Regions from separate parts of the Homo sapiens genome. Here regions 2 and 3 are each linked to region 1. A link is a contact called in ENCODE Hi-C or POLR2A ChIA-PET data. All regions are on one chromosome and are shown on one strand. The core of a region is the stretch at or near the end of the contact, and the rest is flanking DNA. Distances in the headings are between cores, read along the strand shown.

Region 1 (4,740 bases), core at 796-3,295:
TCACGCCTGTACTCCCAGCACTTTCAGAGGCCGAGGTGGGTGGATCACCTGAGGCCAGGAGTTCAAGACCAGCCCGGCCAACATGGTGAAACCCCATCTCTACTAAAAATACAAAATTAGCTGGGTGTGGTGGTGGGTGCCTGTAATCCCAGCTATTCTGGACGCTGAGGCAGGAGAGTCATTTGAACCCAGGAGGCAGAGGTTGCAGTGAGCCAAGATCATGCCACTGCACTCCAGCCTGGGCAATAGAGTGAGACTCCATCTTAAAAAATAATAATAAATAAAATCATGAGACTTTATGAGAATATCTGGGGAATGACTATAAACATCAAAAAGGAGGAGGACACCAAGGGCTGAGCCTTCTCCCAGGGAATATCCCATTCCAGCAACAAGAAGGCGGTGAGAAAACAGCAAAGAATACTGAGATGCCAATGAACGGGGAAGAAAGTCAAGAGGGCATGATGTCCTGGAAGCCAAATGAAGAAAGTGGTCAACTGTGTCAAATAAGATGCGGATGTAAAACAAGAACTGAAAAGTGGCCATTCCTCTTGGCGACCTTAAGAAAGTTATGTCAGGCTGGGTGCAGTGGTTCATGCCTGTAATCCCAGCACTTTGGGAGGCTGAGGAGGGCAGATCACCTGAAGTCAGGAGTTCGAGACAAGCCTGGCCAACATAGTGAAACCCCATCTCTACTAAACATACAAAAATTAGTCGGGCATGGTGGTGCACAACTGTAATCCCAGATACTCGGGAGGCTGAGGCAGGAGAATCGCTTGAACCCGGGAGGCAGAGGTTGCAGCGAGCTGAGATTGCACCACTACACTCCAGCCCGGGCAACAGAGCAAGACTCTGACTCAAAATAAATAAATAAATAAAATAGATGTTTCCGTCTTCCACAGGGAGGACCAAAAATAAATAAATAAATAAAATAGATGTGTCCGTCTTCCACAGGGAGGACGTGGGATGGTGGCGGAGCTGGCTGCAGCAGAGCTACAAATAAATATAAAATAAATAAAATTAAATAAAATTAAATAAATAAAAGAAAGTTATTTCAAAGGATTGTCTGAGAGGCAAAAACCTAACTGCAGTGAGTTCAAGAGAGAATGGGAGGAGAGGGGAGTTGCAGACTGTGAGTAGGCAACGCTTTTGCTGTAAAGGGGAGTAGGGAAACGGTGAGGGATATAGAGAGGGCTGGTTTTTGTTTGCCTTTGAGATGGGAGAAACAGCAGTACGGATGATGACAAGGATAAATGCAGTCATCAGAGGGAAAAGAGATGAAGGGGGGATTACTAGATCTATGTCCTTAAGCAAACAAGAGGCGATGGGATCTACCGCACACGTGGAGGGGCTGACCTTAATTAAAGTCCAAAGTATGTGGGCTGTGGAATCTCCCTTCCAATCGCAGTAGAACTCAATCCAGGCGGTCTCCGGATTTCTCCAGACCACCTCCACCTGGCGTTGTTCTGAGCTGGGCCACCGAAAGTTGAGATTACTGAATGTGTGTGTCTCCCATTAACCCGTAAGCCCTCCAAAGGCTGCATCTAAGTCGCCTCTGAATTATTCACATTCCTCCAAACTCTGGGCCACAGCCCCGCAATATGGGCTTATTGAATTAGCCCAAAGAGACACAAAGCAGCCTCTACGCAGCTGGTTTCACAAAGGGGGGCGGTCCTAACCCTGCGCTCTGGGATCCTGACGTTCGAGCTATCTCTCCTCCTCCCCTCTGCTCCCAGCTCTCCGCAGTCCAGCTTGTCGGCTGATCATCGTCCATAGAGGCCACCGTACCCGACGTTTGCGGACAGTGACAAAGAGTCAAGCTTGGTGGAGCCTGAGGACAGGACTGAATGACGATTGAACTGAGAGTTCAGGGGCGGAGTTTGAGGGCGAACTCGGGACAGAGACTGGATAGAGTTCAGGGAGGCGGGACCTAATGATGGCGCAGGGAGGGGATTGGGCTGAGGGCGGTGCCGGCGCGAGGATTGGGCCGAGCGCCTCGGGGGCGGTCCTTGAGGGGGCGGTGCCGTGTCGGAAGTCAAAGGTCAGTAAATAGTGGTGATGTCATGCAGGCAAGATGGCGGAAGGGTGAGCTTGTCGTTTTGCTCCTAGGCGTTGGGGCCTGAATTCTCCCAGGGTTGGGGTGCTGGGCGAGAGTCCCGGTGGGGAACGTGAGATCAGCGGGGGCGTGGACTGATCTGAAAGGGCAGAGTGGAGTCGCATTGTGAGGGGGTGGGCAAGCGGTCTGCGAAGCCTCGGCCCGCAGGGTACATCTGAGCGGGGAACAAACCGGATCCTTGGGCGGGCAGGAATCGCACCGCGGTGCTGCCAGATGTGTCTGTCTTCCACAGGGAGGACGTGGGATGGTGGCGGAGCTGGCTGCAGCAGAGCTACCAAGCAGTCAAAGAGAAGGTAAGCCGGGCCCGTGCCCTTCTTCCCTCAGCAGGGCCCTGCGCCGCCTCAATGCAACCTGGTCCAACCAGCCCCGCCCAACTTTTGCGGGCGCTAAGTCTCAAGGATGAGGCTGACCTGGGCCTTTCTTTTAGCCTCTACCGGTCCACGGGAAGACAGACCTCGACGCAAACCAGTGTGATACTAGCCACAGTGAAATAAAGATGGTTTTAAAGGCTGGAGTTAACGAACGTTTTGTAGGAATCCATAGGAAGGAGCAATTTATTCCAGCTCAGGAAATTCAGTTTCTTCGTGAAAGAGAGAGCATTTGATACAGGTCTTGAAGGAAAAGATTCTAGCAGTAAAAAAACTTACTCGTATAGTCATTCAAATATTAGAGTATATGCGACAACCAGCACTCTGATAGGTCTTGAGGATACAGACTTCAGCCAAACAGATGTAATCCTGGGCCTTACAAAGCTCACAGTCTAGTGGAGAGACAGCCATTAACCGAGTAGCCAAACAAATAGTTGTTTAGTTACCGTTGTGGTAAGTTCTGTGAAAGGAAAGTACAGGGGCACCTTGTCTGTTCTGGTTAGTCAGTAACTCACCAGGGAAGGCCCCTGTGGAGAAGGAACCTCATCAAGGGCAACCCTGCCTAGACAGGATGAAAAGCAAGAACCCAAGCCAGAGATGAGCATGAGCCATACACACTGGTGCCTGATGAGTTCTAAGTAGGGGCTATGCAACGGGCAGTAGAGAGAGAGAGATTAATCACCAGAGAGTGGAAGGCCTTCTTGCTGAACAATCTCTGTGGGATGAGTGATATTTGGCTGTGCCAGTGGGTAATTTGCCAATGTGTATTCCTGTTTCATTTCATGCTTATTTGTCAAAATCAGCCCAACTGAATTGTGGGAAAAGTTGATTACTATTTACCTCAAGCAATTGGGATGAGTCCTGCTTCAGGGCCAACTCCAGGAAGCTTCTGACCTCACCTAAATAAGTCCTCTACTCTGGGAGTATTTTTGTTTTGTTTTGAGACAGAGTCTCACTCTGTCACCTAGGCTGGAGTGCACAGGTGCGGTCTCAGCTCGCTGCAACCTCTGCCTCCCAGATTGAAGTGATTCTTGTGCCTCAGCCTCCCGAGTAGCTGGGATTACAGGCATGTGCCACTACTCCTGGCTAATTTTTGTATTTTTAGTAGAGACAGGGTTTCACCATGTTGGCCAGACTGGTCTCGAACTCCTCACCTCAGGTGAGCCACCTGCCTCAGCTTCCCAAAGTGCTGGGATTATAGGCGTGAGCCACCACACCCAGACATCTGGGAGCGTTTTTATTCCTCCCTTATCCTGGGTACTCCTGGACAGCCTCTCAGCAATAGCCCAGCAAATCTGAGAATGCCCTGAGCTGTTTATGTTGTTGATGAGGACTGAGAGGCTTGCACCCTAACATTTGATAGAAGAGACCCGATAGTAGCATATTTCCTGTTGGGTAATTTCCTGGCAGGAAAGTCTGACATTCATTCAGCAGATGTTGCATGAGGGCCTCCTGTGTTTGTCTCAAGGTTGGTCTTATCATAACTTATGAAAAATAGATAGTTGGCCAACCTTCCGTCTTCATTCTTGGAATTCCCAGTTAAAAGCTGGGGTGGGGGTGGAGGTGGGAGTTGTTTATGCCTTTTTGGAAAGAAAAGACGTAATTTCCCTTTTTTTACTTTCTTACTCTTATATGTACTTGGGCAAGTGTTTTTTGTTTTTTGTTTGTTTGTTTTTGAGACCAAGTCTGGCTCTGTTACCAGGCTGGAGTGCAGTGGCTCAGTCTCAGCTCTGCAACTTCCGCCTCCTGAGTTCAAGTGATTCTCCTGCCTCGGCCTCCTGAGTAGCTGGGATTACAGGCATGTGCCACCACGCCCAGCTAATTTTTCTATTTTCAATAGAGACAGGGTTTCACCATGTTGGCCAGGCTGGTCTCAAACTCCTGACCTCAGGTGATCCGCCTGCCTCGGCCTCCCAAAGTGCTAGGATTACAGGTGTGAGCCACCACGCCTGGCCTCTTGGGCAAGTTTTTAACCTCTCTAGGCCTCAGTTCCTCATCTATAAAATGGGAATACTAACAATACCTACTTGATGAGATTGTGGTGATGGTTAAATGTTAATATATGTAAAACACTAAGAACAGTACCTAGCATACAGTAAGTGCTATATAAGCATTAGCTGTTATTAAGTGCTGAGGCTGATGGGAAAACCTCTTAGATACCACCCCCAGTTCGTTTTTCCTTCCATTTTTTTTCTTGGTCTTTTGGTGCTTTCCTATCTGTATGTCCCATTCTGGCTCCATCTGGACCACTCACTTCTC
Region 2 (4,740 bases), core at 964-3,463, 460 kb after region 1:
GACAGAGTGAGACTCTGTCTCAAAAAAAAAAAAAGGGGGGGGGCGGTAAAGGTAACTACTATTGGAGCCACTATTCTTATCCTTATGTTGTTAATGTTGTTATTACATTATTTTATTTCAGGGCCAGAAGGAGAGCTAGGTGGAGGGAAGGGTCATTCACTTGGTCAGACAATCTACTAGATGAAAACAAACAAGCAAACAATCTGCTAGACTGCCCCAAATAGATCCATTTAAGCAGGGGAGAATCTGAAAACAGGCAATTACAATTCCATGTTAAGTACTATGGTAGAGTATTGCACAAGGTGTTTTGCAACTTTATCGGAAGAATCAATAACTCACAGACGCAGCAAAAGTTTTGCAGAGGTGGTAGCTCTTTCTTTCAAATCAGTCTATGTTTCCAGGAAGTAGAAAATACTGCTTGCTGGAGGCAGACAGAATGCAAGTGAGCCCAGTCTGTGCTCCTCACCTAAGGGCCTTGCTACTGATCTGCAGCCCCTCCTGCTCCTCAAGGCCTCTCTCAACTCCCACACAGCCCTGCTAGCCAGCCTTGCCCTAGAATACCCCCTCCTGGGCCACCTGGTGGTGAACATCCTGGACTCTGTGCTGTGGCTTGATGCGGCTGAGTCATAAGACCTTTCTTTTTACTGCTAAGCGCTAATGGAAGCCTTCTGGTCAGAAGCAATGCCCCAAGTCTACCTTGTGGGGAAGGTCTAATGACGACAGATCACTGCTTCTCCCCGCAGGGCTGGATGAGCATGGATGTGGTGGCGAGGTGGGGGAGAAGCACCCACGGGAGCATCTTCATTTCTTCCTATATAGGCGCCAGTTCTGGGCAGGCAAGACTTCCCAGGGGTGGACAGAAAGAACAGACCCTCCCCAACCCGCAATTCCCAGGGGGAGACATCTCCCTCCCAAGCCAGCCTCCAATGCCGCACTTTGCCATCTGGTCGTGGCCCAAACCAGCCTCCTAGCTCGCTAGTGACCACATTTTCCAAACCAAAACTCAGGACGCATGATCTGGCAAAGAATTTCTGGCTAGCTTCCAAATGCAAGAGGCAAAAACCTTTCCACCTGAGAATCTCTACGATAATCTGCGTCGTTAAAGGTGACATTAAGTCGGAAAGCTTGAAATTCAGGGTCTCTTCTTTCTCACTTTCTCAACTCAAGCGTTTTCTTTTTCTTTCTTTTTTTTTTTTGAGACGGAGTCTCACTCTGTCGCCCAGGTTGGAGTGCAGTGGCACGATCTCGGCTCACTGCAAACTCCGCCTCCCGGGTTCAAGTGAGTCTCCTGCCTCAACCTCCCGAGTAGCTGGGATTACGGCCCTCCTTCCGGGCGGGCGCCACCATGCCCAGCTAATTTTTGTATTTTTAGCAGACACAGGGTTTCACTATGTTGGCCAGGCTGGTCTCGAACTCCTGACCTTGTGATCTGCCCTCCTCGGCCTCCCAAAGTACTGGGATTACAGGTATGAGCCACCGCGCCTGGCCCTTCTCAAGCGTTTTCATACGTTGTTATCGATACGTGAAAGAGCCCATGAGGTAGCTGATTATTATTTCCATTTAATAGTTGATAATACTTGGAATCACTTGCCCAAGATCCTACATCCTGAAAGTCTGAATTTTGGCTTGTCAGGGACAGTTCTTAGGGTGGGTGTGTGTCTTGTGGGCAGAGCTGGGGGTGGCGTATTAATATCTTCGACGAAGATGCACACGCCATTCATTTGGGGCCTCAGGAAGGGCAGCCGAGAACTGAGCTGGCCAGGTTCCCACTTCTGAGTTGGAAATCCCCAAGCCCAGGACGTGGCGGCCACCCCGTCCCATCAGGATCTGACCCGAGGCCTTAGGGCCAAGTAGCGAGAAAGAACCCTTCGACCTTGCAGGTCACACCTCGGCTGCAGGCCCTCGACCCAGCCCAGGTGCGGATGGGCGGGGCGCAGCGTGGGCGAGCGACTCCCCAGGCCACGTTCTGCCTTCCCTCCCCGATCACATGGACTCGCCTTCCGTAGCCGGGAGTGCGGAGCGGAACGAACCACGAGGAGGAGGAGCGGGGGAGGCGCCCAGGGCAGTGGGTCAGCGCCCCGCGGGGCAGGTGGGCGGGCCCAACTGCCCGCGAGCCGGCCAGCCAGCCAGTCAGCGAACGCGGAGGGCGGGCCGGTGGCCCTGCGCGCCGCGCCCCGCAGCGCCCCCTGAGGGGCGGCGGCGGGAGCTGGTTCCGGCTGCGCGCGCAGCGGTGGTGGTGGCGGCGCGATCGGCCGGGCTGTAACCGTCGTCTGTCCGGGAGCGGCTGGAGCGGCAGCGGCGGCCGGGCACGGCGCGAGGTGACGCCACAGGGCAGCGGCGGCAGCGGAGGCAGCGGCGGCAGCAGGAGACGCAGCGGCGGCCGCAGCAGCAGCAGCAAGACGGACTCGTGGAGACGCGCCGCCGCCGCCGCCGCCGGGCCGGGCCGGGTGTCGCGCGCCGAGGCTGGGGGGGAGTCGTCGCCGCCGCCGCCACCGCTACCGCCGCCGCCGCCGCCGCCGAGGTGACTGAGGAGAGAGGCGCCTCCTCGCTCCCGCCACCGCCGGACTTCAATGCCCAGTCCCCAGCTCGCCAGCGTGAGTGCGCCCCTCCCGGGCGGCCCCCGCGCCGGCGCCGGGGGCCTCGGGGAAGGGGAGGGCGGGAGGCGCCGCAGCCATTAGTGCAGGCCGGAGACACGTCCCCGGAAGGAGGGCCGGGCCGGGCCGGGGCGGGGGAGCGAGGGTGGGTGAGCGAGGGGCGGGCTCGTGTGTGTGGAAGGGAGAGAGCTGTGCGAGCGTGGGGGAGAGTGAGTTGGTGAAGGGAGGGCGTGTGAGTGGGGGACAGGGCTGAGTGTCCGTGCGAGGAGGTGGGGGGAGTGGGAGCGCGTCGGGAGGCAGTGTCGATGTTGGGGGAATGTGGGTGAGGGCAGGGGAGGGTATGGGTGTGTGGGGAGCGTGTGGGCATGAGGGGTGGTGGTAGAATGAGTGAGTAAATGGGGGAGGAGAGAGTTGAGAGTGTGGTAAAGAGCGGGTGAGTGTGGGGGGAGAACATGGTGTGTGTCGGTGAGAAGGTGCGTGGCAGAGGCAGGAGTGTGGTAGGGTGTGCCGGCGTGTGTCCAGTGTGTGAGCAGGCATCCTAGAGGCCCTTCCCCTTGGTCTTTGTGTGTGGCGATAGTGAACCCTGGTGTGTTGGGTTGGGGAGTTCTTTCCGGGAGCATCTTGTCCGTGGGTCTTCAGGTTCAAGTATGAGGAAAGGGGGTATAAGTCTCCTCCAGCGGCACTATGATCTTCTGGCTCTGGGATTTTAATTTTTTTCCCCCAGAAAGGATGTGATGTGTTTTTTTGTTGTTGTTCTATACATTTTTTTCTCCCACGTTTCATGACTTCAAAGTAAATTTTCAAATTTGTCAATGATGCCATCCTATCCTAGTCTGGGGCCCCTGAGAGCTAACGAAAAGAAGTTTGTCTGTTGCCCAAAATCCTACACTCTGGCCTGTAGAGTGTTCAGGAGCATAAACTTTTGTAAAGTACTGCTAGTTTTTCAGGTGAAGAGTATTTTATTGTTAGGTAAATTGAACTGTAGTCTGGTTTATTATTTCCTGGAATTTGTCAAGAAATTAGCAGTGACTAGCAATTCTAGTGTCACTGTAGGCATTCAGCAAATGTTTGTCTGTCCGGAGTCGCCAAACTACATTACACTGCTGAGTTGGAATATGGTACTTGCTGTCATGCTCTGTAAGAGAGAGTAGTTTCAGAGGGAAGTGAGTGAAGTTATGCCTTGCTGAGTGTGCAAAAGGAGATTAAGGATACAGAATGACACATTATCAGGGCTTCAGAATCACTTGCCAGCACACCATTGTATTGGTGAAGATGGTGAGAAGTTGTTTGCTGGTATTCTGATCTTGGCATTTTTAAGTTTCATAATGAATGGACTAATTATTATCATGGACTTTTCCCATTCTTGTGTTGTAAAAGTAGGGATTCTTGAAGAGTAGTACCTTGATAGGGATTTTACACATTGATATAATCTTAAAAATGATGTTATCTTAAAAATAATGTCTCCTAGAAGTTGGTAGTCTTTCACTTGATCTTAGCCAAAAGGCCGAGAAGCGATAGAAGTTGGTAGTCTTTCAGTATAAGCAAAGAGTAGTATGGTCCTTTTGTTTTTTTTTTGTTTGTTTTTGAGATGGAGTCTCGCTCTGTTTGTTGCCCAGGCTTCCCGGGTTCAAATGATCTTCCCGCCTCAGCCTCCCAAGTAGCTGAGAATACAAGTGTGTGCCACCACACCCGGCTAATTTTCATATTTTTAGTAGAGATGGGGTTTCACCTTGTTGGCCAGGCTGGTCTCGAACTCCTGACCTCCAGTGATCCACCTGCCTTGGCCTCCCAAAGTGCTGGGATTAACAGGCGTGAGGGTGGTCCTTTTGATAGTGAACATAATAGAATTACAGGCAAAATCACTGATGTGTAATTAAAAGTTAGAAATTATATTTTTCGGCTGGGCAAGCTGGCTCATACCTGTAATCCTAGCACTTTGGGAGGCTGAGGCAGGAGGATCGCTTGAGCCCAGGAGTTCGAGACCAGCCTGGGTAACATGGTGACTCCATTTCTACAGAAAATACAAAAGTTAGGCGTGGTAGTGCGTGCCTGTAGTTCCAGCTATCCCGGAGGCTGAGGTGAGAGGATCTTGTGAGTCCAGGAAGTCAAGGCTGCAGTGAGCCAGTGAGACCCTCTCTCAAAAAAA
Region 3 (4,740 bases), core at 1,519-4,018, 380 kb after region 1:
CCTGGAGGAGCCACAGTCCCAAGCAGTAGACTCTGCTCTCTGGTTTCCTTTCTGTATCTTAGCCTTATCATCTTCACTGCCCTGTTAACACTGTGATACTTTCAAATATACTTTTTTTTTTTTGGTCACCTATCATCCCAGATAGATTTTAATATTTTGTCCAACTATAGCTTAAAGTACAATTTGCAGCAGGCACTATAGTGAGGGAACGGGGAAGGTGTGTAGACTGACCAAAAATCCTGGTTACGATGCTTACTAATTTTGTTACCTTAGGCAAATTATTAATCTCTGGGTGTCTTGGTTTCCTCATCTGTATAAGTGAGGATAATAAAAGTAAGTTCTCATTTCATTTTATAGGTTAAATATTTAATGTAAAGTGCTCAGACCTCAAACATTAAGTGTTAGCTATATTTTTCTTCCGTGTGTTCTTTTCTTTTTTTTTTTTTTTTCCTTTTTTGAGATGGAGTTTAGCTCTTGTTGCCCAGGCTGGAGTGTAATGGCGCAATCTGGGCTCCCTGCAACCTTCGCTTCCCAGGTTCAAGTGATTTTCCTGCCTCAGCTTCCAAAGTAGCTGGGATCACAGGCGTGCGCCACCACGCGAAGCTAATTTTGTATTTTTAGTAGAGACGGGGTTTCACCATGTTGATCAGGCTGGTCTCCAACTCCTGACCTCGCGATCAGCCCGTCTCGGCCTCCCAAAGTGCTGGGATTACAGGCGTGAGCCACCGCGCCTGCCCCTTCCATGTGATCTTACCAGAGCTTAAATACTACTATTCTATCTTCTCAAAGTCTCACTTCCGCACAATGGGTTGTGACTTCACTGCAATCCCCTTGCAAGATAATTCAGAAATACCTTAAAAGCCAGGCTCAACATATATTAACACTTATCCATGCTAGAAAGAATTCATACATCCCAAACCAACAGTAACCTCAATCACATTTCTCCAATTTCAGTTGGGTTTAAAAAAAATACATCCAGAAAGCCCAAGTTAAAAATAAAGAGCACTCTCTTAGTTAAGCAGTGAGGGGAGACTGAAAATTAAAAGTAACTTTTAAGGATCAACAGTTTTTGACAGTTATCTTAAGAAAGCATAAAAGATGAACACCACACTGGTAAAGATCCCTTACCTTACAGTGTTGGGAGACAGAGAACAAAGGGAGGGAGATAATATTTTCATAATGAACTGTCCATTATATTAACCTTGCCAAAGAGTCCAACTACTCATTCAGTGTTGAAGGATGTGAATTTTTACTTGCTTAGTAAAATTTAGGTATCATAAAAAATATTAAAATAATATTTTAACTAGAAGCGAAAGTCAGACAGCTTTAGGGAAAAATCAGAGCGACTAGGTGATTGGCCAGTGCTGATGAGGAAAAGAGCGCTAACCTACAGAACAAAGACTCTCATTTCTAATCTATTTCACTACTGAATCAAAAATGTAAAAAACAGCAACAAAAAGGCCAAGCCTTTCAGTACAAGCATCATGCAACTTCTCTCAATTTCTGTCCATCTCGTTGGGAAACGTCATGTGAACTACGCGGGAGTCCCTATCGTCCCATTTCACTGTCTCTAGGGTTACTTCACTCCTTCAACGACAGTGAACACACGGTGTAAAATGGCTCAGTAGCAATTCTTATTTTATCAGCCTTAGTCGGAAATCTGATTCGGAAACCTCAAGCTCCGATCCACATAAATCGCTCCTTCCTCCCAGCAACTTAAGCTGCGGTTACCGCTAAGTCCGGCTCGGCCCCAGCGACAGCAAGGCACTGGACAGGGCATTCCAGCCTCACCCCACCTCACCTCGGCCCTTCCTCCCACGGTCCCTCCCCGCTCTGGCTGTCTTCACCTCCTACACCTCGGTCGAGGCGCTCATCGCCACCCGCGATCAAAAAGGGTTTCCCTTCAGGGAAAGGGGGAAATGAAGGTTCATTTCTGGAAGAATCTGCGCGCCCGGCAGCCGCAAGAGGAGGGAGGAGGGAAGAGTCGGGAAAGGGGCGGGGAGCTCAGCACTATCCATCAAGACATTAGCGCTAGGGGATCGCAAAGTCGCCTTCGGGCCTCCACTGCAGCCTAGAAATTCTCCCACGCACTCCGGGCTGAGGTGGGAATGTGGAATCCAGGCTCCCAAAAATGAGGATGAGACCGGAACTCCCGACTGCCTCGGTCCCGAGGGGGCGGGAAGCGAGAGGAACAAAGCCAGGGCCACTCATGCCCGGGATGGCCGGGCGACCCAGAGGGACACGGGAGGCCCCCTTACCTGCCGTCAGCAGCTGCATGGCGTGAGTGAAGGACGGGTCGAGCGAGTCCTTCTCGGCCATGAGTTCGGGCAGGTACTTGTTCTCTGGCTCCATCTTGACCGAGGCTGTGGCCGAGGGGGGCAGCAGCGGGGTCGGCGCTGGCCCGCCCACTGTCGCGTCGGGACCCGTGGCCGAGGGCGGCAGCAGCGGTGGCGGCTGCGTGGCGGGCGAGGCCCGGGCGCCCCCGCGGGATCCCCCTCCGCCTCCCCGGGACCGGTGAGGCAGCGGCGGCTGCCGAGACGGCGTCTGACGCACCGAGGGGTGGGCACCGGAGGGGTCCATGGAGCCGCTACGGCCCGAAGACCGGCTCATGCGCGCGGCGGGGTCGTCCCGGCGCTGCATCTGGGAGGATGTGCGATCCAAGGAGCGAGAAAGCGACGCGGCAGCGACGGAGGCCCGAGCGGCGGTTGGCGGGGGTGGCAGAGCGGGAGCGGTAGCGACCGAAGCCGACCCGAGCGACCCAGCGAGAGAGAGCACCGGAAATGAGGCGGCGCGCGTGCGCAGCCAGCCACCGGCACCGCCCTTGGGTTTCTCCGCGGAGAACAAAGTCCCCAGTCCGGCCACGGCGCCTGCGCACCGCCGCGGCGTCCGAGAAGTCGCCTCCCGACTCTGGCTTTCCCTCCGCTCCCGCCAGGCCAGAGCTTGATGCGCATGCGCGGGAGGCAGTGGGCTCCGTTCGTTTCGTTTTCCACGTGACTCGGCGCTAGCGGAACACGTGTCTCCTCCCCTTTCTGGCGTGGAGGGGGCGGGAGCTGTGGAATGTCTTTGTCTGCGCGCGGGCCCGCGGAGTGTGGGGCGGGAGACCTGTTACTCGCGGGGCCACGCCCTCTCCAACGGCTGAGCAGTGGAGGGAGGCTGTGGGGAGTGGGGTGGGGGGCGGTCACCGAAGTAAGGAAGTAAAAGACTGCCGAGAGGGTCACGGAAAGGGGAGGGAGAGAGAATTGAGACCGCCTGGGGAGGAAGACAGGAGTGAGACAGACTGCACAGGGAGAAAGGAAGGCTGAGGGAGAGTCTGATGCAGGGGGAAAGTTGGGGAAGGGAAACCTGGAGGGAGAAATTGAGGAAGGACGGCTTGGTGGAAACACTGAAGGCGATTGGAGTACTTGAACTAAGAGGGATGGTTCAGATCAGAGATCTGAAGTCTAGCAAAGAAAAGGGTCCCAGACATCAGGGAACACAAGAAGTTGTTTCCAGTATATATATTTCCAGTATTACATATATTCCAGTCGGTTCTAAAACGGTTGACATTGTTGGTACGGGAAATCTTAAGCAGCATTTTAGCTCTTTTTACATATTTTACTGCTTTTTCTGAATTGTGTTTGTTTTGTTTCGCCGTCATTATTGCCAATTAAGTGTTTCTTCCTTCAAAAAGTGAGGTAGAGACCAGATCCTTAATCCACGTTGGTTGCATCATTAGGATGGCTTCTTCTACCACTCCAGACTTGCTCAAAGAGACCCTTGCCACTACTCTCAAAGGCAAGGTACATAGTGGACAGTCGCCTACGACGTTCTCCACATCCTGGTGTGCTATATGCAAGTGGAGCCTTAGGTCCCTACTTGTCCCATAAGCCATCAAAAGCCTGGTGCCCTCTCTAACTTTCCCTTCCCTCCGCAGATTATTTTCTTCTTCCATTTAAAGCACTCACTCCCATCTCTTTTCCTTCTGGATTAGTTCTCCTAATGAGCCCACACTTTTCAAAAGTCTTTGGGGACCGGTGCGGTGGCTTATGCCTGTAATCCCAGCACTTTGGGAGGCCTAGGTGGGAGGATTACTTGAGGCTAGGAGTTCGAGAGCAGCCTGGACAATATAATGAGACCTCATCTCTACAATAAAAAAAGTTTCCGCCCGGCTTGGTGGCTCATGCCTGTGATCCCAACACTTTGGGAGGCCGAGGTGGGCAAATCACCTGAGGCCAGGAGTTCGAGACCAACTTGGCCAACATGATGAAACCCCATCTTTACTAAAAATATAAAAATTAGCCGGGTGTGGTGGTGCATACCTGTAATCCCAGCTACTTGGGAGGCTGAGGCAGGAGAATTGCTTGAACCAGGGACGCGGAGGCTGCCGTGAGCCGAGATCACGCCACTGCACTCCAGCCTGGGCAACAGAGCGAGACTACGTCTCAAAAAAAAAAAAAAAGGAAAAAAAGGTTTATTTGGAAATTGTCTTCTGAGTGCCTGGAAACTTGATTTTTGGATGTGAAGCTTAGAACCCTTTAACTAGAGAACCTAAAGGCCTTCTTTAAGGGGTTAAGGGAGAGGATTTCCAAATTACCCACAGAAATGAAAACAAAACACGTATCTACATAAATTATATATATATAATATAAAATATAGGCCAGATGCGATGGCTCATGCTTGTAATCCCAGCACTTTGGGAAACCGAGGCGGGCAGATCACAAGGTCAAGAGATCGAGACCATCCTGGCCAACATTGTGAAAC

Evidence for each region. Hi-C counts contacts between places; a loop is a spot of excess contacts on that map. ChIA-PET counts read pairs that join two places held with the same protein, here RNA polymerase II (POLR2A). Pooled maps may share reads with other maps.
Region 2: a map of naive thymus-derived CD4-positive, alpha-beta T cell shows a loop between it and region 1 (6-fold over the local background). The contact joins the promoter of PTP4A2 here to the promoter of BSDC1 in region 1. A Hi-C loop is called at or near these places in 1 of 168 maps with a recorded cell type or tissue (naive thymus-derived CD4-positive, alpha-beta T cell), 2 of 37 single-sample maps with no recorded cell type and 9 of 50 pooled maps. POLR2A ChIA-PET finds 5 or more read pairs at or near these places in 4 of 52 experiments (BJ, CD4-positive, alpha-beta T cell, CD4-positive, alpha-beta memory T cell and 1 more).
Region 3: a loop to region 1 is called in a map of B cell, with 16 times the contacts of the local background. The contact joins the promoter of KHDRBS1 here to the promoter of BSDC1 in region 1. A Hi-C loop is called at or near these places in 5 of 168 maps with a recorded cell type or tissue (B cell, CD4-positive, alpha-beta T cell, CD8-positive, alpha-beta T cell and 1 more), 2 of 37 single-sample maps with no recorded cell type and 12 of 50 pooled maps. POLR2A ChIA-PET finds 5 or more read pairs at or near these places in 7 of 52 experiments (CD4-positive, alpha-beta T cell, CD8-positive, alpha-beta memory T cell, H1 and 4 more).

The regions. Positions count from the first base shown.
Region 1 is chr1:32,391,746-32,396,485 of GRCh38, reverse strand. It overlaps BSDC1 (BSD domain containing 1), which reads left to right and starts at 2,045. Exons shown (of 11, transcript NM_018045.8): 1 at 2,045-2,082; 2 at 2,346-2,406. The coding sequence starts at 2,072. RefSeq lists enhancers at 217-912, 1,660-1,739, 1,611-2,306, 2,030-2,319, 2,307-3,004.
Region 2 is chr1:31,935,841-31,940,580 of GRCh38, reverse strand. It overlaps PTP4A2 (protein tyrosine phosphatase 4A2), which reads left to right and starts at 2,213. Exons shown (of 6, transcript NM_080391.4): 1 at 2,213-2,594. RefSeq lists enhancers at 1,627-1,896, 3,007-3,056 and silencers at 1,957-2,336, 2,539-2,710, 2,487-2,826.
Region 3 is chr1:32,011,896-32,016,635 of GRCh38, reverse strand. It overlaps KHDRBS1 (KH RNA binding domain containing, signal transduction associated 1), which reads right to left and starts at 2,768. Exons shown (of 9, transcript NM_006559.3): 1 at 2,259-2,768. The coding sequence starts at 2,640. RefSeq lists silencers at 1,760-1,869, 2,350-2,559 and an enhancer at 1,963-2,533.